Regions from separate parts of the Mus musculus genome. Here regions 1, 2, 3 and 4 are each linked to region 5. Evidence: chromatin loops called from intact Hi-C (ENCODE). Cell type or tissue: heart. All regions are shown on one strand. Region 1 has its middle 11 kb from the start of Mir7076. Region 2 holds the start of Gabarapl2 (gamma-aminobutyric acid (GABA) A receptor-associated protein-like 2). Region 3 has its middle 4.9 kb from the start of Tmem170. Region 4 holds the start of Tmem231 (transmembrane protein 231). Region 5 holds the start of Adat1 (adenosine deaminase, tRNA-specific 1).

What was found. A loop is a pair of places that touch in the nucleus more often than their neighbours do. Peaks named below come from ENCODE experiments on the same cell type or tissue, not always from the same donor. Only the 100,000 strongest peaks of a DNase experiment are listed, where the experiment ranks them.
Region 1: a loop joins it to region 5, with 3 times the contacts of the local background. A loop is called at or near these places in 2 of 42 quality-filtered maps.
Region 2: it touches region 5 in a loop (3-fold over the local background); 19 of 42 quality-filtered maps call a loop at or near these places.
Region 3: it touches region 5 in a loop (7-fold over the local background); 19 of 42 quality-filtered maps call a loop at or near these places.
Region 4: it touches region 5 in a loop (2.4-fold over the local background); 19 of 42 quality-filtered maps call a loop at or near these places.

What each region holds. Positions count from the first base shown.
Region 1 is chr8:111,676,328-111,681,327 of GRCm38, reverse strand. No RefSeq gene overlaps it. Among named protein-coding and RNA genes, the nearest start is that of Mir7076, 11 kb to the left of the region's middle. In heart, CTCF peaks have their summits at 463, 3,044 (motif pointing left) and 4,916 (motif pointing left); no DNase peak of the experiment used is centred here; H3K4me3 peaks cover 400 bases.
Region 2 is chr8:111,938,388-111,943,387 of GRCm38, reverse strand. It overlaps Gabarapl2 (gamma-aminobutyric acid (GABA) A receptor-associated protein-like 2), which reads right to left and starts at 2,685. Exons shown (of 4, transcript NM_026693.5): 1 at 2,536-2,685; 2 at 2,173-2,228; 3 at 714-886. The coding sequence starts at 2,569. In heart, a CTCF peak has its summit at 3,045; DNase peaks (open chromatin) are centred at 2,067, 2,747 and 3,357; H3K4me3 peaks cover 2,311 bases; H3K27ac peaks cover 1,921 bases.
Region 3 is chr8:111,879,036-111,884,035 of GRCm38, reverse strand. No RefSeq gene overlaps it. Among named protein-coding and RNA genes, the nearest start is that of Tmem170, 4.9 kb to the right of the region's middle. In heart, a CTCF peak has its summit at 2,247 (motif pointing left); no DNase peak of the experiment used is centred here.
Region 4 is chr8:111,932,033-111,937,032 of GRCm38, reverse strand. Tmem231 (transmembrane protein 231) reads left to right here and starts at 3,220. Exons shown (of 7, transcript NM_001033321.2): 1 at 3,220-3,405; 2 at 3,504-3,673. The coding sequence starts at 3,267. In heart, a CTCF peak has its summit at 3,032 (motif pointing right); DNase peaks (open chromatin) are centred at 3,202 and 4,292; H3K4me3 peaks cover 1,726 bases; H3K27ac peaks cover 672 bases.
Region 5 is chr8:111,987,731-111,992,730 of GRCm38, reverse strand. Adat1 (adenosine deaminase, tRNA-specific 1) reads left to right here and starts at 429. Exons shown (of 10, transcript NM_013925.5): 1 at 429-550; 2 at 2,319-2,526; 3 at 2,812-2,880; 4 at 4,854-4,908. The coding sequence starts at 2,358. In heart, CTCF peaks have their summits at 458 and 2,626 (motif pointing right); DNase peaks (open chromatin) are centred at 430 and 2,630; H3K4me3 peaks cover 1,297 bases; H3K27ac peaks cover 932 bases.

The sequences.
Region 1 (5,000 bases), 310 kb after region 5:
ACTGATGATTCCCTCAGTCAAATCGCCCTCTGCACACTTGGGACCAATCCCGCTTGGTCAGGGCATATAATCCTTTTAATGTACTATTGGATTCACTCAGCTGTGGTTTGCCGAAGATTTGTCTTCATTTGTATCTATGAGGAACGTTTGGTCCGTAATTGCCCTTTCGTGTGATGTAATATTGCTCTCCCCAATTCACTCTTGAACACCCAGTTTATGGGATGGTGCGGATTAATCTGAGGATTATCCTACCAGCTGAGCTTCATCTCTAGACGATGTGATGTGATGTGATGTGTGGATGCTCCTTCCAGAATATGCCGAATATAGAGAACAAAGGAGACTTTCTGATGTCGTTCTCTGACACTCTCCACTTTAATTTGTTTGAGACAGGACCTTCTCTCTGTGAATTGAAATTTGCTGTTTCAGAGAGTATGGTGGGCCGACGAGCTCGCTGGAGCCCCCTGTCCTCTAAAGCTGGGATTACAGGCATGTAGGGTCATACCTGCCTTTTAATTGGGTCCTGAAGATTTTAACTCCTGTTTCCCAGCGACCCCTGCTAGTTACCTCTGAGCAATCTTCCCCCTCTTGCTCCGGTGCACGTCTCAGGGGAGAGCAGGGTGCACAGCTCAGGAATGTGCAGTTTGAGGAGGGCTCCTACCGCGAGCACACAGGCTGCTAGCAGAAGTCCCGGAGCCGCCCTGTCTGTCTGCGGACTCTTCCTGAGGCAGCCACTGCGCTGATTTCCCACCACAGCGCCATTCCTGCAGCCTGTGGCAGCATCTGGGGTAGCGTGAATTAGAAAGCAGTGGGGAGGGCTGGCGAGATGATTCAGTGGGTCAGAGCACTGACTGCTTCTTCCAAAGGTCCTGAGTTCAATTCCCAGCAACCACATGGTGGCTCACAACCATCCGTAATGAGATCTGATGCCCTCTTCTGGGGTGTCTGAAGACAGCTACAGTGTGCTTACATATAATAAATAAGTTAACCTTGAGAGAGAGAGAGAGAGAGAGAGAGAGAGAGAGAGAGAGAGAGAGAGATCTCGGAGCATTTGCCATCTCAAATGTGTGTTGGGCGGGGTTGTTTTATTTTGTTTTGTTTTTGTTTTTGATATCGGATCTCGCTGGGTTGCCCAGGCTGGTCTCAGCCTCCCAGGGTCACTCTGTCTCAGCCCCTGAAAACTGGAACTACAGGTTTACAGGACGCCAGCCACCTGTTTTACCTCTGGGTAAACTGAATCTTTTCTGAAATCTGAGGAATGTACCTCCATTATTTCTTCAAATGGAGATTTATATCTCTTTAACTTTATACTCGGGCTACTTGGCCTGCAGTTATCTGAGTGCTGGCATCTGATCTTACACATCACTTGTCTTATTTTCTCTCTCTCTCTCTCTTGTTTCTAAGAGCATTCCTTACCCTGACCCAACTCACTAATTTCTCTGAAGCACTGATTTTATTATGAGCGGTCACCTATTATTGTTACTGCAATCACAACAGACTGTTTTTGTTGTTTGTCTGTTTTGAGACAGAATTTTACTCTGTAACTTAGGCTGGCCCTACACTCACTATGGAGTCCATTCTGTACTCAGAGTAATGGCAATCCTCCTGCTTCAGCCTCCTGAGTGCTGGGATTATAGGCATGTGCTACCTACCTACCATTCCCCTGACAATAACTCTAGTTTTGACACCTGGATTTTTTGTTTTGTTTTGTTTCTGTTTGGGACAGAGTATTATGGCTATTCTTGGTTGTCAACTTGGCTACATCTGGAATGAACTACAATGTAGAAATGGAGGGCAGGGCACACCTGTGAGAGATTTTCTGCTTCTCCATTCTAGTCTGGACCTTTGAGGAAGGAAGGCACACACCTCTCTCCGATCTGGATCTTGTTTGTTTGTTTGTTTGTTTTGTCTTTTGTTTTTTTAAGACAGAGTTTCTCTGTATAGCCCTGGCTGTCCTGGAACTCACTCTGTAGACCAGGGTGGCCTCGCACTCAGAAATCCTTCTGCCTCTGCCTCCCAAGTGCTGGGATTAAAGGCGTGCGCCACCACTTCCCAGCACCCTACTGGATTCTTTAATGGCTTTTATTACTTGATCACTAATATCTTTTGTTTACTAGGCTTATTTTTGCCTGTTTTGAATCTTGCCCACGTCCACCAATGTTCCTATTTCTAACAGAATCTGTAATCCCAATGAGTGGGCTTTCTTTTCAAGTATTTTCTCATTATAACTCTACTAGAGCAGAGGGAAGGGATCCAAGTCTCAGAATCAGGCAGATGGAAGTGGTGGGTGAGCCCGTGGAAGAGCCCCACAGGCCCGAGCACCAGGGAAACACTTCGTCTTTTCATGACATCCAGAGGAGACTTGGAGGAACAGGATGGGAATCAGGGGGTGTCCTTCCCATTGTCCCTGGCTCCTCACTTGCACCTGACCCCCGTATTCTGAGGACGAAGAAGCTGTTTGAGGTGGGCCTGGGGCCGGCACCTCCTACCCAAGGTGTCAGAGTGAGGAGAAACAGCAGGTTCAGGCCCTTTCCTTCCCATTTGATCTTCCCACAGCCCAGCCTCAGCCTCAGCCACTGGCCACAGCCCTGACCACAGCTCCTGGTTCAAATCGGCTTCCTCTCCATTGTCTCTGGGTCGTTCTGGGTGAGGCAGCCAGAGTTATACTAGCCCAGCCTGCTGGTAAGCATGGCTGGGATCCTTTCTGCATTTCTCAAAGTTCTTCACAATACTTTTTCTCTTCCCTGTAGAATATTAGATGTTTTGATGGTATGGCGTTGAGGCGAAGGCTGCCAGGACAACTTAGTCACTCAGGACATGAAACAGCCTTGGTTTGGGGTGGAATTTGTGAAAAGTAAAACAAAAGGTGAAAGGCCAAGCAGAGAAGAAGCAAGACTTGAAATAAGGCACCTCAAAGATCACAACCAGGCCAGGTGTAAGGTGTAATTAATATAAAACCAGAACAGCAAACACAAACCTAGGTCCATTTCTCTCCAGGCAAGGTCCTTCTGGCGGAGGCTGAACATAGCAGTTCTGAGATAGGGTTGCCACCTGGTGGTCAGTATTAAAACTGCAGTCATTTTCTAACCCAGTTCTGTACTTTATCAAAAAATAGGTGACCTGCAGGGCGGTGGTGGTGAATGCCTTTAATCCCAGCACTGGGGAGGCAGAGGCAGGTGGATTTCTGAGTTCGAGGCCAGCCTGGTCTACAAAGTGAGTTCCAAGACAGCCAGGGCTACACAGAGAAACCCTGTCTGGAAAAAACCAAAAGGAAAAAAAAAAATAAATAGGCGACCTAATTTTAAAAATGTATTTACTCCAATATACTCTAATATCATCATTTCAACATTAAACCATTTGAATTTTATTTTGAAATTATGAATTTGATAGTTTGCAAGAGAGTTCTTTGACCCTGAGTATAAGTTGTATCTCTAACACATCTATCTCTATTTACCTGATAACTTCTCATCAAATACACTTGCTCTGTACTTAACTATTACAAAACTTACACTTGGAAGGCAGAGTTGGGGTGGTTGTGGTGTCTCATGTATGGAATCCCAGCACTACAGAGGCTGAGAAGGGTGAGGGGAGTGGGGTTTAGTTGAGCCCAGATTACCCTGAGTTCAAGGGTAATCTGGGGCTGGAGAGATGGCTCAGAGCACTGTGCCCTTCCACCAGACCTGAGCACCCACATGGGGACTCACAACTGTCTGTAATTCTGGTTCCAGGAGACGTGGTGCCCTATTCTGAAGTCAAGGCCAGCCTGGGGTATGTAGGCTGGAGTTACAACATGAACCTGTCTCAAACCAGAAAAAAAACTCAAGGAAAAGAAAAAACAGACTCATATTCCCAAATTCATCCAAATATACATAACAACTAGGGAAAAAAATACCGGCTACCATGTGCACACCTGTAATCCCAGCACTTGAGAGGCAGGTGGAATTTTGTATGTTCGAGATCAGCCTGGTCTAAATAGTAAGTTCCAGGACAGCCAGGGCTAGAGAGAGATCCCGTCTCAAAAACAAAACAAAACAAAACAAAACAAAAACCAAACAAGCCAATTAGGGGCTGCTGTGACTGGCCTGCCTGTTTCCAGTCAGCCCATGTTAATCAGGCCTCGCTCTCATCCCCACTCAGGTGACCTTGCTTTCTACCAGCTGAAAATATATAAACCCAGCAGTCAAGCCTTATCCAGGAAGCGCCTGCGTTCACCCAGGGTACGATGTTACAACAGCGGCTCCTGTACAAGTACTGCAGGAGGTGGAGCTAGCTGTGTTTTGTGGGTGGCAGAGAGCCTTCCGCTGGCCATTCTTTTAAAGAGAATACAGCTGAAGGGCCTGGTCTTGGGCAAGGTCCCACCTCCCTCCTCTGCCGTCAGTGTACAGCAATTAGTTTGTGAGAACTCAAGGACCCTGGTCTCTCAGACTCAAACCCCCGACCATGTTGAAACCTACTTTGTTTCTCTTTGCCTGCCTGGGTTTCTGTTCCCTCCCTCCCTTCTCCAGCCTGGAGCTTAAGATTTCCCTGGTAAGTTTCCTGCAGGTCTCAGGCTACTTCCTTCAAAACTTCAACCACCATGGCTGCGAGTCTCTGGAGCAAAACTACTCAAGACTACGGTAAGGCGGGACTCGGGGCTTGCATGGCTGACTGTGTATGTGGCTCCAGGTGCCCTCCCTTTTTGTGGGGGAAGTGTTGGTAGCTTAAGGTGGCGCTGAGCTCGTCGGATCTTTCCACTGCTGAATCATGATAGGTTTTATTTTGTTTGCTTTGTTTTTCAGACAGGATCTCTGTCGTAGAACTCAGAATGGCTTCCTGCCTCAATTGCTCTTAAAGAGGACCCAGGGTCAGGTTCTTGGTGCCCACATGTCAGCTTACAACCATCTGTAACTTCAGTTCCAGGGGCTCTGGCGCCCTCTTCTGACGTGCAAGGGTACTGCATGCAAAAGGGGCACAGACTTACTTGCAGTCCACACACCCCCTACACATAAATTTTTTTAAAATTA
Region 2 (5,000 bases), 49 kb after region 5:
TCCAGAGACTACCCCACCCAGTGATCCATCCCATAATCAGTTACCAAACCCAGACACTATTGCATATGCCAGAAAGATTTTGCGGAAAGGACCCTGATATAGCTTCAGTGAGGCTATGCCAGTGCCTAGCAAATACAGAAGTGGATGCTGCTCACAGTCATCTATAGGATGGAACATAGGGGCCCCAATGGAGGAGCCAGAGAAAGTACCCAAGGAGCTGAAGGGGGTCTGCAACCCTATAGGTGGAACAACAAAATGAACTAACCAGTACCCCCAGAGCTTGTGTCTCTAGCTGCATATGTAGCAGAAGATGGCTTAGTTGGCCATCATTGGAAAGAGAGGCCCCTTGGTCTTGCAAACTTTATATGCCTCAGTACAGGGGAACGCCAGGGCCAAGAAGTGTGAGTGGGTGGGTAGGGGAGCAGGGCATGGGGGGAGGTATAAGGAACTTTCCGGATAACATTTGAAATGTAAATAAAGAAAATATCTAATTAAAAAAAGGAGGAAATAAACTATCTTGAAAAACCAAAAGAGAGAAAGAGGGAGGGATAGGGAAAGAGAGGAAGGGAGGGAGGGAGGGAGGGAAGGAAAGAAGGAAGGAAGGAAGGAAAAGGAAAGGAAGAAGTTGTACTAAGAACACCTCCTATGGTTTGAGTTTTATAAGCGGCGAATGGATTTCCAAGCCACAGGCCCAGCTAGCAAACACTTCTTACCTGGACTGTGGGACTGTCTTGTCCACAAACAGGAAGATGGCCTTCTCGGAGGGAAGCTGGATCCTTTTCCTGATGATCCACATGAACTGAGCCACAGTGATGTCCGAGGGGACCAAGTACTTCCTCTTGTCTATGTCAACAATCTGAGAGCCCGAGACTTTTTCCACGATCACCTGGGAAAGACGGGTCAGAAGCTCAGGCCAGTCCTCCACAGAGCAACTTTTGCCTGGAATCCACAAAGGCTGCTACCTGGTTCCCAGCACTGTGAGAGGGACGGCGAGGGAGAGCGAGCTCCAGCACTTACCCACAGGGCTTGATTGCTCCAGTCTGATGAGCAGAGTGTGGACAAGGCAGTGTGTGGGAAACGGCACAGATGAGTAAATCAATATGCCCACAGCTCAAGAAGCCCCGCTCTGGAGGCCCAGAGCTGACTGATATTCCTCATTTCTGATCTCAGCGTTTGTAAGAGAAGCACAGCTACAAAGCTTTCTATCTTCTTCCAGAGACAGGGTCTCTCTGTTAGTCCCAGATGTCCTGGAACTGTAGACCAGGCTGTCCCCAAACTCTGAGATCAGCTGCCTCTGACCCCTGAATGTTGGGACTGAAGGCACGTGCCACCCCACTGCAAGGGTAGCTCTCTAACATTTTATCTAGGCCGATGAAAAGATTGATCTGGCTAGGGTTTCATCTGTCATCTTTTGATCCATAGATAGACCCTGTTAGAGCATTCCAATCCCCAACAACACTGGAAAGAAATGGATGAACTAAGGGCAAAGCTATACAACTACAGCCACCCAAGAGCCGACATTTTCATTTGGCCTGTTGCTTCTCTCTGAACAGTTAACATTTATCCTCCTGCTTCTCAAAGGGACTGTTTACAAGCAAAGCACTACAATAGTAAGACTTTATGTCCTTCAAAAATCAATAGTGATATCAGAAACGATCGCCCCAACTAGGGCAGAAAGCAGAAATAAAGCAACATACTTATTGATTAGAGGCAAAACGAGAGCATTTCAGATTTGTTAGTCAAACAAGGATGGCAGAATCAGGGTAAAGAGAAACTCGAAGTTAAAGGTCCAGCGTTAAAGATGACTACCTTGAAAGGATGCTACCGTATCCAACCCCAAATGCCAGTCTCCCTCCACCATCATTCCCCAAAGTGGCAGTGACCTGTTGCCCTGTCCTAGAACACGGTTCCTTACATAATTGGTGAGGGAGCCGAGAGGCTGCAAGCAGCTTGCTGCCCTAGATCGGGAGATTCAGCACTGGTGCCCCTGGACAGCACCAGCCCCTTAAGCCCCAAGCTTGGGCCGGCGGAACCCCAGGCTGTCCTCGGTCTCTGGGCTACACCTTGAGACCTTAAGTTCTCAACTGTTGCACGGCCTAGCGCGCCCGCCCGACACCTCTCCTAGACGCTAAGGGTGACAGCGGGGTGAGGGGGCGGGGAGTCCACACTCACCGGAACTCGGTCGGGGTACTTCGCTCTGATCTTCGCGGATTCCACGCATCTGTGTTCTGGGGAAGAAGAAAACCAGGCTGACATTCGCACTTGCCGGACAGCAGGGCCGCCGCTGCCGGAACCCCTTCTTCCTGTCCGCCCTTCTCCGCCCGCAACCTGCCTGCGTGCGTACGCCCCGAGTCCTAGCCCCGGAGTCCCTCGCCACAGATCCCCTCAGGAACTCCCAGCGAGATCCACGTAGGGCGACACGGGTCCGTGGGAGGCGCCAGGATGCCGGGGCCTTGGCGACCCAGCGGGCCCGGCAGGGCGGCGGGAGTGGGGGAGGGGCCGCGATCTGGGGCCCCGCAGGCCGACCGCGCTTACCCAGAGAGTGGTCCTCCTTAAACATCCACTTCATGGCGACGGGAAGCGACGGAGCCGGCTCTTCGAGCCGCGGACTTCGGCGAAGCGACCACAACAACAACGGAGGCGGCGGCGGCAGCGACGACTACTCCACAGGCGGGACTTCCGGCTGCCGGAGCCTAGCAACCTCCCGGGGCGGGGCTTCCGGCGGGCCTGGTAAGAGCTTCAGTAGGCTACGATTACGTGAGAGGGCGGAGCCTAAGCGGAGACCTAGGAGCGCTCCTGGGAATGGAGACTGACGTAGGTGGCTGGGAAGTCTGTGAGTGACAGTGGAGACTTTAGGAATTAGTGACTGGAATGGAGTTTCAGGATTGTGCATGACAGGCAGGTCATGGCTCATAGCTTGGAACGCTTGTAAAGGGCTCTGGAAGGGGAAGTCTGGGGCTTAAGGAGAAATGAATATTAATTTTTGGCTGGGTGAGAAGGCGGGAGCTCGGCATGGAGGGATAACCTGTTCCAAGCGCTGTGTGCAACGAGTACTGGTGACCACCTAGAGGTCTAGTATAGGAGTTGTTGCACCTAAAATTTGATTTAAACAAATCTCACTTCCCACTCACGAATACATATTTTAAACATTCATGAACACTTATGAACAAGTACCACACATACTCATTTAGTCAACGGAATATCCCTGATCACAGAGATTCTTTATCGGAAACTGTCAGAGGCGAAGTGCCAGTGTCAGGCGGGGAGGATTCCTGGGAGAGCTGGTCATAAGACACCCTAGGAGAAGGAGCTGGCAGTGGGAGTGGCTCGGCACTAACCCTGAGCTGTGGGTGTCACCTGCCCTAGGCACAAGCCTCGAGGTTCCACCCCTGTCCAAGTCGTAGCATAGTCATCCAGGAAGTCGGCTCTGGGTCACCATCTGTTTATGCACTGGTGAACACAGAACATGAATATGCAGTTAATCGGCCACCTGACCACGTGCTTATATGATCTGCCGCATCTGTAGAGCCAGTGTTTGAACCTTGTCATCAATCATTCCCTACAGTTGAAATTCCTGATAGATGCTGTGGCTATAACTTCATTCTGAAAGTATTTGTTATTTTCCACTGGGGGGAGGGGAGAGACTCAGTTCCCAGCAGGTAAAAACGCTTGGTGCCAAGCCTGCCAGACGGAGTTCAATCCTGAGGACCCAAGTGATGGAGGACAACCTGTTTACAAAGGTTATCTTCTGGCCTCAAGGCATTCACTGTGGCAAGCCTCCATACACATACACACCCAGATGCAGGGAAGATAATGAAAATCTTAAGGAAAAAAAAATTTAATTTAAAGAACTTTTAAAACTTTGTGTTAGCTGGGTGTGGTGGCCCATGCCTTTAATCCCAGTACTTGGCAGGCAGGTGGATTTCTGAGTTCAAGGCCAGCCTAGTCTACAGAGTGAGTTCCCAGACAGCCAGGGCTACACAGAGAAACCCTGTCTGGAAAAAAAAAAAAAAAAAAGACTGTGTCTGAGCAACTAGGTGTTTGTCTTCTGCAAAACAAAAAATGCATTGAGTGTTATGTTGCAGACATAACACAGTGCTGTTCTGGAGACTGGGAGAAATCCATGGAGCAAAACAAACAACACCCCTGCTGTAGCAGAGCTTTTGTGCCTTGGGAACAGAAACTAAATGTCAGGTGATGACAGGTGACATTTAGAAAAGTAAAACAGTGGATGACAAGAACATGAAGCACTGCTGGGGTGGAGGGCTACTACAGAAATTGTCAACTGCCAGGAACACAGGGGACCCCAAGTGGCTAAAGAAATGAGAAGGAGTGGGACGAGATAAGGGTCAGAAAGATCTGGAACAAACCGGTGTTTTGAGTTGCACAACTGTGACTTTTACCATCAGGTAACAAGAGCTTTTAAGAAGATCTGTAATGCATTCAAGCATTTTTTTTTTTTTCAAGATAGGGCTTCTCAATTTAGTCCTGGCTGTCCAGGAAATCACTCTGCAGGGCAAGATAACCTAGAACTCAGAGATCTGCCTGCCTCTGCCTCCTGAGCTCCCGGAACTAAAGAACTTTGCCGACACGCCCAACTCATTCAGACATTTTTTTTAAACGATCAGGTTAACCTGGGAGTGTAGTTCAGAGATGGAGCACACCCAGGCCTGGATTTAATCCCCAATGTAAGAAAGAGAGAGACGGGAAAGAAATCACTAGCTGGAGATTTAGCTTAGCCAGTAGAGGACAGCATGCCTGAAGCCTTGGGTTCAATCCCTAGAAACACATAAACCAGCCTGGAGGTTTATACCTGAAATCTCAGTTGTTTGTTTGTTTGTTTGTTTCTTTTGTTTTTTTGGGGTTTTTTTTTTTTGGTTTTTTTTTTTTTTTTTTTTTTTTTTTTTTTTTTTTTTTTGGTTTTTCGAGACAGGGTTTCTCTGTGTAGCCCTGGCTGTCCTGGAACTCACTTTGTAGACCAGGCTGGCCTGGAACTCAGA
Region 3 (5,000 bases), 110 kb after region 5:
TTTTATTTATTTACTTGTGGGGCACGGAGTGTTGGGGAGACAAGTTTTGGGGGGTCCCAGGATTGAATTCAGGTTGTTGGGCTTGCATGGCAAGTACCTTTGCCCCCTGAGCCACTTCTCTGGCCCAATGGCACTTACTAGTTCTTTTCAGTGTTTACTCAAGGTCTTAACCATGTAACCTTGGAGCCCTGCAACTCCTGTGGAGACCAGACTCACCTGGCTTCGCTTCCCAAGGACTGGGATTAAGGGCCTGCCACTGCACCTGGTGGTATTTGCTAATTCTTAATTGCCTTCAGCTCAAATTTAATGTTTGCATAAGAAACCTCTTTTTATTTTATTTCGTGGGTATGTGTGAGTGCCTACATGTATGTATGCGCACCACCTGGTGACAGGTATGGAAAATCCTTTTGTTCAAACCTCATTTTATTATAGACCAGCTTGCAAACAGGTGACAATGAGTGATGTCCCTACATCAATGAGCGGTACCCTGTTCCCAGAGCCCCGTGTGCAAAGGCTGCCTCCCTTCACCTGGAATCATGCTAATATTGTCCTTGTTCGTGTCTAGGATAGTGATTCTCGACCTGTGGGTCTCCACCCCTTTGGGGGTTGTCTAAGGCCATTGGAAAACACATATATTTACAGTACAATTTGTAACAGGAGCAAAAAACACAGTTATGAAGTAGCAACAAAATAATTTTATGTTGGGGGGGCAACATAACGTGAGGAACTGGATGACAGTATTACAGCCATAGGAAGGGTGAGAATCACTGATCTAGGAGTTTGGCTAGTGAACAGCTCTAAATTCCTAGTATGTGACTGAAGAGAGTACTGGCAGCTCTTGCAGAGGACCTGGGTTCAACTCCCAGCTCAAGACCATCTGTCACTCTAGTTTCAGGGGAACCGATGTCCTCTTCTAGGCTCCATAGGAACTCCACACACATAGTACTCATTCGTGCAGGCAAAACACACACAGATAAAGTAATAAATAAACACATCGGGCTGGAGAGATGGCTCAGTGGTTAAGAGCACTGACTGCTCTTCCAAAGGTCCTGAGTTCAAATCCCAGCAACCACACGGTGGCTCACAACCATCTGTAATGAGATCTGACGCCCTCTTCTGGAGTGTCTGAAGACAGCTACAGTGTAGTTACATATAATAAATGAATAAATAAATCTTAAAAAAAAAGAAATAAACACATCTTTGGGGGTAAAAATGCAGGTCAGATGGCTCAGTAACTAAACCCATTTGCTGTCAAGTTTGGTGAACTGAGTTTAGTCTTCAGCACCCAGGTTGTGGAAGAAGATAACTAGTTCTTGAAAGTTGCCCTCTTGGGGGCTGGAGAGATGGCTCAGTGGTTAAAAGCACTAACTGCTCTTCCAGAGGTCCTGAGTTGGTGGCTCACAACCATCTGTAATGCGATCTGATGCCCTTTTCTGGGGTGGCTAAAGACAGCTATAGTGTCTTTAAATAAATAAATCTTTGGACCGGAGTGAGCAGGGCCAGAGAGAGAAGAAAGTGTCTGAAGACAGCTACAGTGTACTTACATATAATAAATAAATCTTTAAAAAGAATAAATAAATAAATAAATAAAGTTGTCCTCTGACAATCCTCCTAATGCCATGAACATGCACACAAGCATACACACACACACACACACACAAACAACCAAAACCCAAAGCAACACTTCATACACTCTATTGTGATGCAATTGATATACACCAGCTGCACGTTTTAATGTATAAAACTTGACTGGCAGCTGGGCTATGGTGGCACACTCCTTTAGTCCCAGTGCTAGGGAAGCAGAGGCAGGCAGATTTCTGAGTTCGAGGCCAGCCTGGTCTACAGAGTGATTTCCAGGACAGCCAGGGCTATACAGAGAAACCCTGTCTCAGAAAACAAAACAAAAAACAAAACAAAACAACAAAAAAAACAAAACAAAACCAACCAACCAAAAACAAAACAGAACCCAAATACCTCAGTGGGCTGTGCATTTGAGTATAGGAAGTCAAGCCAGCACATTCAGACTCCATTATACGTGAGCTCTTTCCCTATGGCTTCTGGATTTGGTGGTTTTCTCTGAAGTCTTTATCCTGTTCAAGATTATAAGCATGCCTTCATGCTTGCTTCCAGGGGGGTTTAATTTCCCACCAGCAGTCATAACGATATGGAAACATTCCTGGCCAGAATCAAGTGAGAGGCAGGGTTCCCCCACCCTTCCCAGGCAGGCCTCTGTCACACTGCCCTCTAGTGACTGACCTGGTCCTTAGCGTTAGCTTGAACTGGAATCTTCCTGGCCCACTCTTCTACCCCACAGAAGTGAATTAACAGGACCATTTGTTTGTTTGTTTTTTGAGACAAGGTGTCTCCATCTAGCCTTGGCTGTCCTGGCACTAGTTCCTTAGACTAGGCTGGCCTCCAACTTAAAGGTCCACCTGCCTTTGCCTCCTGAGTGCTGGAATTAAAGGTGTGCACCACCACCTCCAGGCTCTAACAATATTTTCTTCTTAAACACAGCCTCACTGTATATCCTCACTGACTATCCTGGAACTCAGCTGTGGATCAAATTGGCTTCGAACTCACAGAGATCTTTGGTCTTCCAAAGATCCTTATTTGGTCTTCCGAGTGCTGGGATTAAAGGCATGTGCCATCAAGTCTCACAAAATATATAGCACAGGCTGACATCCAACTTCTAATCCTTCTGCCTGTTTCTTCAGCATATCCTATGAGTGTGTGTCACCACAACTGACTCTTTATGATCTCTATGCCCAAATCAGATGGGCTGTCCTTACCCTTATAAGCTACTTGATTTAGCTTTAGGTACTACTATCTCCCCATGGAAGGTCTCTCTCTCTCTCTCTCTCTCTCTCTCTCTCTCTCTCTCTCTCTCTCTTCCTTCTTTTCATTTTCTCTATTCCAACTTTATCTTTGGGATGTGGGATGGAGAGATGACTCAGTGGTTAACAGCACAGACTACTTTTCCAGAGGAACTGGGTTTGATACCCAGCACCCACATGGTGGCTCACAGCTGTCTGTAACTCCAGTTCCAAGGGATCTGACACCTTCTGGGCTTCCAAGGGCACCATGTGGTACACAGACATATGGATAGGCAAAGCATTCATACATATAAAAAAGCTATTATTACTGTGTGCCTGCATATGTGTGTGCATGCGTGTGCAAGCACACTTAAATTTATTAGGTTTATTTATTACTATACATAAGTACACTGTAACTGACTTCAGACACACCAGAAGAGGGCATCAGATCTCATTATGGATGGTTGTGAGCCACCATGTGGTTGCTGGGATTTGAACTCAGGACCTTCGGAAGAGCAGTCAGTGCTCTTACCCGCTGAGCAATCTCATCAGCCCCATTTCCTAACTTAAAGTAAGTCAGGCTTTCTGCATAAGTACTGAACCAGTATATGATTTTATCATATCACGAAGGACCAAGGTTTTGTTGTTGTTGTTCTTGGTTTGGTTTGGTTTTTTGTTTTACCAGACAGGGTTGTTTTTGTTTTGTGTGTGTGTGTGTGTGTGCGCGTGCGCGCGCGCGCGCGTGTGTACATGCACGGCTAGTATTTTTCAGAGTGTATTTTTTTTTAAGTTTATTTTAAACTGTCACTGTCTTCAGACACACCAGAAATGGGCATCAGATCCCATTACAGATGGTTGTGAGCCACCATGTGGTTCTGGGAATTGAACTCAGATGTCTAGAAGAGCCATCTCTCCAGCCCAAGCTCTTGTTTTTTAATTTGATTCATAATTGATTCTGGCCGGGCGGTGGTGGTGCATGCCTTTAATCCCAGAATTTGGGAGGCAGAGGCAGGCGGATTTCTGAGGTCAGCCTGGTCTACAAAGTGAGTTCCAGGACAGCCAGTGTGGGGAGCGGGTGTGGCGGCAGTCCCAAAGGTGCCAGGGACTGCAGCTAAGTCATATGACTTGCACCTGACTTCCTCATATAAGACACAAACATCTTGAGTGCTGCGCAGGTGTACCAGGATACAGGTGAATCCAATTTGGTGGAGATTTGCCCCTGCTGCCCTGATTAGCTGAAGCCTCGTGACTGGCGAGGGGGCGTGGCCTGCGGTGCGTGGATGAGAGAGAGTATAAAAGGAGTGAGAGGCCCAGGGTTCGGGGGAGATATAAACAAGAAGAATCAGGACTGAATAAACTGCTGTTAGAAGGACTGGTGGTCGTGTCGTTCTTGCTGGTCGAGAGCGGACGCGACAAGCCAGGGCTACAGAGAAACCCTGTCTCGAAAAACCATAAAAACAAAAACCAAAAAAACATAGTTAATGCTGCATTTGAAAAAAAAATATATGTGTGAGGGGTAGGGGAGGTGAGAGGCATATATGTATAGGTGCTCTCAGAGGCCAGGAGAGGGTGACGGGTCCTCTGGGTTGTTGTGAGCTTCCTGGCAGGTCCTCTGGAGGAGCTGGAAGCACACTTAATCACTAAGCCACTTCTCCAGCCCCCTCCTCAACTTGAGACAGCTCAGGCTGGCTTTGCACTTACCAGTAATCTTCCTTTCTCTTCCCAGATTTGAGATTACAGGTGTGAGCTGTCATACCTTACACTCTTATGCTCTCAGAGCAGTTTCTGTTCCTTAGACTCTTCTTTTGTGCTTATAAAGATATGGAAGGGCTCCATGAATTTGTGTGTCACTCTTGAGCAGGGGCCGTACGAATCTCCACATCATTCCAGTTTTACCTATGTGTCATGCAAGAAGCCACTCCTTTCCTTTCATTCTTTCATTAAAAAAAAAAAAAAAGTAATAGAAGCCAGATATAGGGCTGGTGAGATGGCTCAGTGGGTAAGAGCACCCGACTGCTCTTCCGAAGGTCCGAAGTTCAAATCCCAACAACCACATGGTGGCTCACAACCATCTGTAATGAGATCTGACTCCCTCTTCTGGAGGGTCTGAAGACAGCTACAGTGTACTTACATGTAATAAATAAATAAATAAATAAATCTTTAAAAAAAAAAAAAGAAGCCAGACAT
Region 4 (5,000 bases), 56 kb after region 5:
CCTGGAGAAACTGTTGACTGACTGAGCTGGTTTGGTTACACTATCCCAGTCCAAGACCTGTGTCTATCCCTTAAAAGCATGTAAGAGCTAAGTACACTTCCTAGGGAGAAACCCACTGTTCATCACCCAATAGGCAGGCACGTCCCACGACAACTATGATGAGGAGCAATGTCTTTCTGTCTTATTTGCTCAGATGGTACCTTTTTTTCTTTTGGTTCATCCTTCATTAAAGCATCCATGTGTTGGTCATTGCATTTAGCTTTCTCAAATATTCTAAGGCACTGGATGCCTTCTACATGGGGGCAGCAAACGGAGGAGGTGAGTGGAGCAGTAGGAGGTAGATCAACCATCATGGCAGACCATTAAGTCAGGCAGGATGGACTTAGGATGATGGAGACAGAGGCAGACATGGACAGTGTAAGACAGCCAGGGGCCAGCACAAAGCCAAGGAAAGAAAATACAGGCTCAAGGAAAGAACTAGGAAGTGACTAGGCAAAAGAAATGCTGGCCAGTCTTGAGGCAGGAGTGCTAACCTGACCCAAGACTCCAAGGAGGAGCTCCTGTGGTGGATACAAAAAGAACTAAGGGTTCCATTCCGTTTTGTTTGTTTGTTTGTTTGTTTGTTTGTTTGTTTGTTTGTTTTTACTGTTGGTGGTGATGCTGTTTGGATGTTTTCTTTAATTTTGTTTATGACCAAGGTCTCGTGTGTGTATCCCAGGACAATATAGCCAAGACTGGACTTGAATTCCTATGCTTGTGGTTTATACATTCATGTATGTGGATGCCTGTGCCCACGTGTATAGATGTGATGGTCACAGTAGGATATCAGGGGTCTCTCCCTACCACACATCATTTATTCCTCTGAGACAGGGTTTCTTATTGAATCTGGAGCTAGTCTAGCAGTCACCAAAAGCCCCAGCCATCCTGAAATTACAGGCACACACATCCTGATCTGGCTTTTTCCTGAGCTCCTGTTTATGCTGCCAGTGTTCTTTCCTACTGAACCAGCCTGGCTTGGATGGTTGTGCTAGTTTCATGTAGCCCAGGCTGGCCTCAGGCTTGCTTTGTAGCCAAGCTTGGCCTTAAACACCTGATCCTCCTGTCTCAGCCTTCAAAACACTAGGATTTCAGGTATGAACCCCCTACTCCCATCTGAAATACATAGTTGGAAGGAAATGACTTTATCATCTTTTGAGGCAAACTTCAGGGACAGGAGAACACAATGTAGATTGGGTTGGTCTGGGACTCACAGAAATCCACCTCCCTCTGTCTCTGCTTCTGCCTCCCCAGTGCTGGGAATAAAGGTATACACCACCACACCCAGCTAAGGCTAAACCATTTTATACTTCTAAATTCGTAACAGTCACCTCCCTGTCTCACCGGTGACTTAGCGACAGTGTATGTTTCCTTCTGTCGACTCTTTGGAGGCAAACATTCTCTTACTCAGAGAACAACCACCACAAAGAATCTACATTACATTCAGCCATTCCAAAACGGTTATTTAAGCACAGTTTTTATTTTTTAATTTAAAAATACATTTATATTTCCTATTATTATTATTATTTATTTTTTGAGACAAGGTTTTTCATTGTAGCCTTGGCTGTCCTGGAAGTCACTCTGTAGACCAGGCTGGCCTAGAACTCAGAGATCTGACTGCCTCTGTCTCCTAAACACTGGGATCAAAGCTGTGTGCCAACACCTTTATTTTAACTACATGTGTTTGGGTGTTTTGCCTGCGTGTGTGTCTATGGACCATGTGTCTGCAGTGCCCACAGAAGCTGTTGGATCCCCTAGGACTGGAGTTACAGTTGGCTCTGAGCCCCTGTGTGGGTGCTGAAAGTCAAACCTTGATCCTCTGGAAAACCGGCCTCTCCAGCTTACTTACATGTTACACTACATTTACTTATTCATTATTTGTGCATAGATGCAGATGAGCACCATGACAGGCATGTAGAGGTCAGAGGACAGCCTTTCCAGAATTAAGATAGATGGTGGGAGCTGGAGAGATGACCCAATTGTTAAGAGCACCGATTGTTCTTGCAGAGGACCTGGAGAAAGGAGAATTGAGGGCCAGCACAGGCTACATAGTAAGACCCTACTTCCAAACAGGTAAAAATCTGTCTTCCATGTTAAGATATTGGTGTTAGTATTTACCTAAGTGATCAGCTAATGCTAACTTTGGGGAAGACAGTATCAGTGTTTATAGCTAACAAAGTACAACAGAAGGAGCCATTTAGTAAAATACCCTTTAACCTTTTTTTTTTTTTTTTTTTTTCCGAGACAGGGTTTCTCTGTGTAGCCCCGGCTGTTCTGAAACTCACTTTGTAGACCAGGCTGGCCTCAAACTCAGAAATCCGCCTGCCTCTGCCTCCTGAGTGCTGGGATTAAAGGCGTGCACCACTACGCCCGGCCTTTTATTTTTTGTTTTTGTTCTAACCTTTAAATAATCAGGGGGTTTGTTTCCTGTTTTCTATCTTTCCTGCTATGGGGCATAGTGAAAGCATTAACCTTGAAGACAAAAGTACCTGGTTCTAGGACGGTGGCCTTGTTATAGGAATGTCCCGACTTCAGTATGAACCTCAATGGAGTTTTTGCATTGAAACAAAGTCTCCAGTATCTCTGGCTGGTCTCAAACTCACAATGTAGCTAAAGATGACCTTGGACTTCTGATCCTTCTGTCTTCACCTGAAGAGTTGTTAGTGTTACAGATGTGGGCCAAGGTGCCTGGTTTAATGAAGTGCTGGAGATGAACTCAGGGCTTCCTGTATAGTAGGCTAGCCCTCTACCAACTAAGCTACATCAACCATCCTTATGTCATGAGTTAATAGATGATCTATGGGGTGATGTCAACATCTATGCACGTCTGATTTTGTACAATTGACACAGACTTTGGTGAGTGAAAATATCATTACAGTTGCTTTCTTTTTTTTTTTTTTAAGATTTATTTATTATATGTAAGTACACCACTGTAGCTGTCTTCAGACATTCCGGAAGAGGGCGTCAGATCTCATTATGGATGGTTGTGAGCCACCATGTGGTTGCTGGGATTTGACTCAGGACCTTTGGAAGAGCAGTCAGCGCTCTTACCGGCTGAGCCATCTCACCAGCCCATACAGTTGCCTTCTTGAAGAGACGCGCAGGCACAGCACTAACACAGGACCCTCCTCCTGCTAGCTCCACCCCCTTCTAGAGGCCTGCATGCCTGCTATTGGTTCCTCTGCCCGCCGTCGGTTGCCGTGGAGACTCGGCGCTGCGGCCCTGCGCTCATGGCGCTGTACCATCTCTTCTCTCACCCAATCGAGCGCGCTTACCGCGCGGGGCTCTGCTCCAAGGCCGCGCTCTTCCTGCTGTTGACCACCGCGCTCACCTACATCCCCCCGCTGCTGGTGGCCTTCCGGAGCCACGGTGAGCCTGCCCGGGCCTGGAGGGCCACACGGCGCGGCCGGCGGGCCCAGGCCGGCAATCCTAACCTGGCTCCCCCCAACCCGCCTTGTCTCCCGCAGGGTTTTGGCTGAAGCGGAGCAGCTACGAGGAGCAGCCGAACGTGCGCTTCCAGCACCAAGTGCTGCTCGTGGCTCTCCTGGGGCCGGAGCCTGAAGCCTTCCTCGCCTGGAGCACGTTCCCCACCTTCAACCGGCTGCAGGGGGCTCACCTGCGCGTCCCGCTCGTGTCGGTGCGTGGTTCCCGCCCGGATCCTGGGGGTGATAGGATGGAGTGAGATCCCAGTTTGGGTCATTTGACCGGGTGTGAGAGCAGAGTCTCGTGTATCCCAGGCTTGCCTTAAACTATATAGCCAAAGTCGTCTTTCAACAACTGATACTCGGCCTTCACCTTCCCAGTGCCGGGGATTCGCTATGCAACGCCCTGCTGGGGTATATGGGGTGCTGGGAATCAAACCCAAGGCTTTGTGCTTGCATGCAAGGACTTAACCACTGAGCCACTCTCAGTCCCACAGCTTGGATCTTAAGGAGCCACGAGGGTTGGAAACAAAAGTCCCTTTGGCCTGCGCATGCTTAACTTTCTAGATAGTTTTATTCAGTTTCTCCAGGTTTCCCTAGAAAGGCAGCCGTGCAGGCACTGTGTTTGCCGGACAACAAGAGTCCAGAGCCTGTTTCTGGTGCTGGTCATTTTCTGAATGGAAAGGTGGCTGAAGAAAAAACCCCTTTGAGGGCTTGTAGGCGGAGTTCTGTACACCCCAGTACGCTGCTGAGTTTGAACATCACCAAGCTGTAAAGACAGAAAGTACCAGTGTTTTTATGCAGACTTGATGCGGGGTAGGGCGGGGCAAGCGGTGATTGGTTGAATTCTCAGGTCCTGCTCTAGCCAAGCCACGCCTGTCTGGGTTAGGCTTCTCAACTCTTTGCCACACTGCAGCTGTCTCCTGTGTAAGGGAAACATTTTACTGGCTGCAGTTTAGTGTTTACTTTCGCATAAATCAAGTGCTTCCTTACGGTCATCCCTTGCCGTTCATATAATGACATGGGCAGAGTGATGACTTTAACTAGGTGTTTGTTAGTAAATATTTTGTTTCTAACCTCCACCTGAGGCAGGATTGCCCCCCCCCTTCCCTGACCTATACAGCAAGCTCAGGGCTATTCAGTCTCAAAAGCGTAGCGCTGGCATGTAAAGTCAAAAGACAACTTGGAGGGGTCAGTTCCCTCCTGTCACTGTCCCGGGAATCCAGCTTGGATTCCCAGGGTTGGCTGCAGGAGTCTTTACCTGCTGAGCTATCTCATTACCCATCCTTGATTTTTTTTTTTTTTAATTTGCTCCAATCGTTTTACTATTAAAATTAGTAAGTGAATAAACAAAGCTTTAACTAAATCCTACAGCTTTTTTATTCTTTTTGAGATGGGTTATTGCTATGTTGCCTGCCCAAGCTGTAAGCCCAGTTCAGCCAGCTACGAAGCTGGGACTACAGACGTGAGGCCCAGACTTAAGTCATGCACGTCTGAATGCCAGTGGAAGCGTTTTGTTGAAATTTCATGCACTTAGAGAAA
Region 5 (5,000 bases):
TACATGCATATATGTCCATAAGACTGTATTTGAAGAGCCGGGCAGTGGTGGCTCATGCCTTTAATCCCAGCACTCCGGAGGCAGAGGCAGGTGGATTTCTGAGTTCGAGGCCAGCCTGGTCTACAGAGTAAGTTCCAGGACAGCCAGGGCTACACAGAGAAACCCTGTCTCGAAAAAAAAAAAAAAAAAAAAAGAAACGATTTGAAGAATAACAATGGGTTATGAGAGAAATGAGTGAGGGCCAGGTCATCCAAGCCCATGACTGAGGTGAGAAACTGTCAGAGGATCTGCTTATAGTTCTGTTCAAAATTTTGATGAGATGCGAGCTAAGTCGGTCTTTGCTGCGGAGGCGGCTTCCTCCCCTTTGCACCGTTCCCACAGACTACAAAGACCAGCGTGCTTTGCGGGCAGAGCTTGACCGGAGCGGCCCTCTAGGGCGTCACTTCCGCTGCGCAACCTGGTTAAACGAGCGTGGCGGTAGAGGGGCATCGCGTGGAGGTTGCGGCGCGTGGATAATAGGGTGTGAGGGACTCCGGATCGGCGTCTCGGGGTTAGCTCTACACAGTTGGCCGAGGGGAGGGCGGTGGGGGGAGACTGTGAGGACCTGTGTCCACTGCTCCCACGGGGAGGGGTCTCAGCCCTGCTAGGCTCTCCAGCCCTGCGGTAGGAAGGGTGGGAAAAGAAGTGTTTGTTTGTTTTTTCAACCTTTGCACTGTTATTTTTAGCCAAAGCAATACCTGTTGTGAGCTGCTTCGTATGAAGGAGCCCTGGGGTTGTAGAGATGAATTACAGCGGACCCAAAATATCGAAACGTTCGACAACTGCGTGAATGACGTGATGTAGTTTGGACCGCTTCGTCCCCTTGTTTTGTAGTTCTAATGTGTACCTCGAATTTAATGGCAGATGGCTACCTTCATAAAATAAACTTCTGTGATGCCTATCAGGAACTAACAGGATTCTGGGATTCCTTCTAGAAATACAAGACTTCTCTGCGTTAGACTTGAAAGTTACAATCTCTGTCAGCCCCTGCCAGAATAGTCATTACCATTTACTGCAAAATGTGCCTGCATTTTGCAGAAGTCTTAGAAATACCTTGCCAAAACATCGCATCAGAGCTCAGAAAAAAAACAAACTAACAAAAAAAACAATTCTGTTGTTTATTCTACAAATGCTCTGCCATCTCTAGCCATCGCGTGAGCTCATCTACGGAGCTTTTTATATAATCGACTGAAGTCGAGCTATATCCAGTGAGCGCTAACAGCCAAGAGTGAGAGAATTTCTTCTGCCAACTGTAGGCCTCTTTCAGATCTGATCTGCATAATGTTCTGTTAGGTTGTATGGAAGTGGCTTGGTGTGCCCGTTACATTGCTTCTCTTCTGCCACCAATACAAATTTCCCAGATCACCAAATGTTGTATCTTCTGAATGCTAATCACAGTATATAGACATTTGCCTTTTTAAGTATTTATAAGAGATGTTAAATACTAGCTAGGTGGCACGTGCCTTTAATCCTAGCACAAAGGAGGCAGAGGCAGGTGATCTCTGTGCGTTCCAGGGCACCCAGGTCTACAGAGCAAGTCCTAGGACAGCCAGGACTGTTACACAGAAAAGCCCTGTCTAGAAAAAAAAATGTTAAATACTATTAGTCATGTTTTAACAGATGTGAAAACTAATTACCCAGGAATCACACAGTTCATCTGTATTAAAACTGAGATTGAAACCTAGAAAGTATAACTCCATGCCCACACCCTTAAACACAGCTGCTGTGAGAGCTTTCAGTGAGAGACTTTGGAAATTTGCTGGAGTGAGGTAGATTAGAAACGGAGGAAAAGAACATTTGTCTCAAAAGAAACCTTGTAAGGTGCTAACATGCCCAAAGCAAGCTGAAATCTGAGAGGACAGTGTAAAACATAGAATGGCCACATTCATTAACTTATCATTTGTGTTGATCTTGAAGAAATAGCTTGTCTTCTGGGCTTCACTCTTTTTTTGTTGTTTTTTGTTTTGTTTTGTTTGTTGAGACAGGGTTTCTCTGTGTAGCCCTGGCTGTCCTGGAACTCACTTTGTAGACCAGGCTGGCCTCGAACTCAGAAATCCACCTGCCTCTGCCTCCCCAGTGCTGGGATTAAAGGCGTGCACCACCACGCCCGGCCCCTGGGCTTCACTCTTCATTAAAGATGGGAAGGGAGGGAGGTTAATAAGAAAAAAAAAAAAAAAAAACAACCTTAGTCTGAGCACCGTGGGGCTTCACTAGAGATGGCTGGAGTGTTGGAGTGAGGTTCTATCTTACTACGCTGTTTCTCCTTTCTGTTCTGATAGATTTGGCTTTCTATAGTGGCCTCAGCTCCAGCTCCACCTATGTGGACCGCGGATGAGATCGCTCAGCTGTGCTATGCACACTATAACGTCAGACTGCCCAAGCAGGGGAAGCCTGAGCCAAATCGTGAGTGGACCTTGCTGGCAGCTGTGGTGAAGATTCAGGCTTCAGCTAACCAAGCTTGTGACATCCCTGAGAAGGAAGTGCAAGGTGAGAGCCCCTTTCTTTCTCCCTGTCAGCAACCATTGCAACTTACTGGGTTATGGGAACTATGTTAGGTGTTTTCCCCATTTTGCCCACCAGGTGGCGCAGTACTTCTGGTGGCGACAAACCACCCCAAGGGAACTGCAGTCCCGTTGACTCCATCTGTGAGAATCCTCCAGAGAACGGAGGAATGTGGACTTATTAAACCGAAACACTAGGAAGTGTTCAGCCTCTGAGAGTCCACTCGCTTAATTAATGCTTTGTTTGTTTTGTTTTGTTTTTTCCTCTCAGTGACAAAGGAAGTTGTCTCAATGGGAACAGGAACAAAATGCATAGGCCAGTCCAAGATGCGAGAGAGCGGTAAGCAAAGACTGGGCTCTAAACAGTAGTCTCTGTGCTAAGTCCATACTGACCTTGTCAAGGAAATGGGGCCATGCTGCTTAGAGTGGCTGACCCTTCATTCACCACTGACTGTCCTCAGGATCCGAAGACCGTTCTTTGGCTTCGTTTTGTTGTTGTTGTTTTTTTGCGACAGGGATTCTCTGTGTAGCCCTGGCTGTCCTGGAACTCTATAGACCAGGCTGGCCTCGAACCCACGGAGATCATCCGCCTGCCTCTGCTTCCCTAGCACTGGAATTAAAGGTATGCACCGCCACCCAGCTGACCATTCATTTTCTTAAAAAATGAGAATCCAGAGCTGAACATGAACATGGTGGTGCATCCCTGTCAACCCCACACTAGACGCTGTGGCAAAGACGTTCAAGACCAGCATAGTAAATTCTCTGCCTCAAGAGAAAAGAAGGAAAAGAAATCCAAATCGGGGCGGAAATCCCCAGGCTTGTGCTTCTGAAAGGCAGTCAGCGCTCTCAGGTTTGAACCAAAGGTTCCTGAGTTCAGTCATCCCACGCTACATCTGGAAGGCAGTCGGGCTTAGTAGGGAGAAGGGGCAGCCTTGGAGCTTCGGAAGCCGGCAAGCAACCATGAACAGGCCTTCGGCATCAGCAAGAATGCTGACGTCCCTTCCGTCCTCCTAGCCGTCACTCCTGTATTCCAGGACAGTGTCACGTCCGCTGTGGAAATGTGTCACCGTGAGCATGACTATGATGCCGTGGTATAAGAGATCTCCATCCCTGAGTTGCAGACGCAAGATTTCTGTAACCGGGTGGCACAAGCCTGTAATCTCAGTGGCTTAGGAAGCTGAGGCAGGGGGAGGATCTAAATTTCAAGGCCTGTTTGGGCCACAGGTGGAGTTGAAGAAGAACTTAACCAGCTTAGTGAAACCCCCAAGTCACAAAAATAAATAAATAGAGTAAGTGTCAGGGTTGGTGGTGCATGGTTGTAAGCCCAGCACTTGGGAAGCCAAGACTGGTGGATTTCTATGGCGTTCTGATGAGCTCCAGGCCAGCTAGAGCTTCAAGGTGAGACCCTGCCTGTCACCGAGCCTCAAGGTAAGCTTGATTCCCTGAGCCCACACGGTAGAAGAAGGAGGCTTTGAATCGTCCGCTGATGTCACCATGCATCTTGTGTCACATGCACACACACCATGGCACATATATACAAAATAAATAAAAGTACAATAAGATAGATATCTTTTAAAAATTGAGAGAATCTGGGGCAGTAGCTCAGGGGCAGTGCACTTGCCTGGCTGCGTAAGACCCTAGATTCAATCTTGAAGCACTTAAAAAATCATTTCTCTAAATCAGTGGTTCTCGACTAGAGGTACTTTGTTTTGCTTATACTTAGTATTTTGAGATAAGATCTTACTATATAGGCCAGGCGTATCTATAAAATGCTATGTCATTCAGACTGGCCTGGAACTCATGGTGTTCCTGCCTAAACCTTGGGTTACATATACTACTGTGGACCTGGCAGTCACTGGCAATTTTGTATTCAAGGTGTCTTTGGCATTGTCCAGAGTATTTTGGTCATCATCACATGGGCAGGGGTATTCTTGACATCTTGTGGCTAAACGATTTTGTATATTTTTGCTGGCTTGTTTGTTTGTTTGAGACAAAGTCTCTCTGTGTCGCCCTGGCAGGCCTAGAACTCCCTGTATAAACCAGGCTGACCTCACACTCACAGAGATCCACCAGCCTCTGCCTCTCAAATGCTAGGATTAAAGACATGCCCCACCACGCCCACTTCTTCCTATATCCTGTAGGCTTTCCCCCTATCCAAAGTGTCTTATGGTCCCATATATTGAGAAACACAAGCTCAGTGCCCTCCAAGGGTAACATGGTCATCCTGAGTGCTGGCGTGGGGGCCTGCTGGATGTTCTTCCAGGCTCTCGATGCCACGTCTTCATTACAATATATGTCCTGTCTTTGCCACAGGGGACATCCTCAATGACAGCCATGCTGAGATCATAGCCAGAAGGAGTTTCCAGAGGTAAAGCTACACTCCCCAAATAGTCTCGGTCTTGGAACGGGGTTTGCATTTCTAGGAAGCTGGCGCTAATGCAGATCATGTCTCGCAGAACT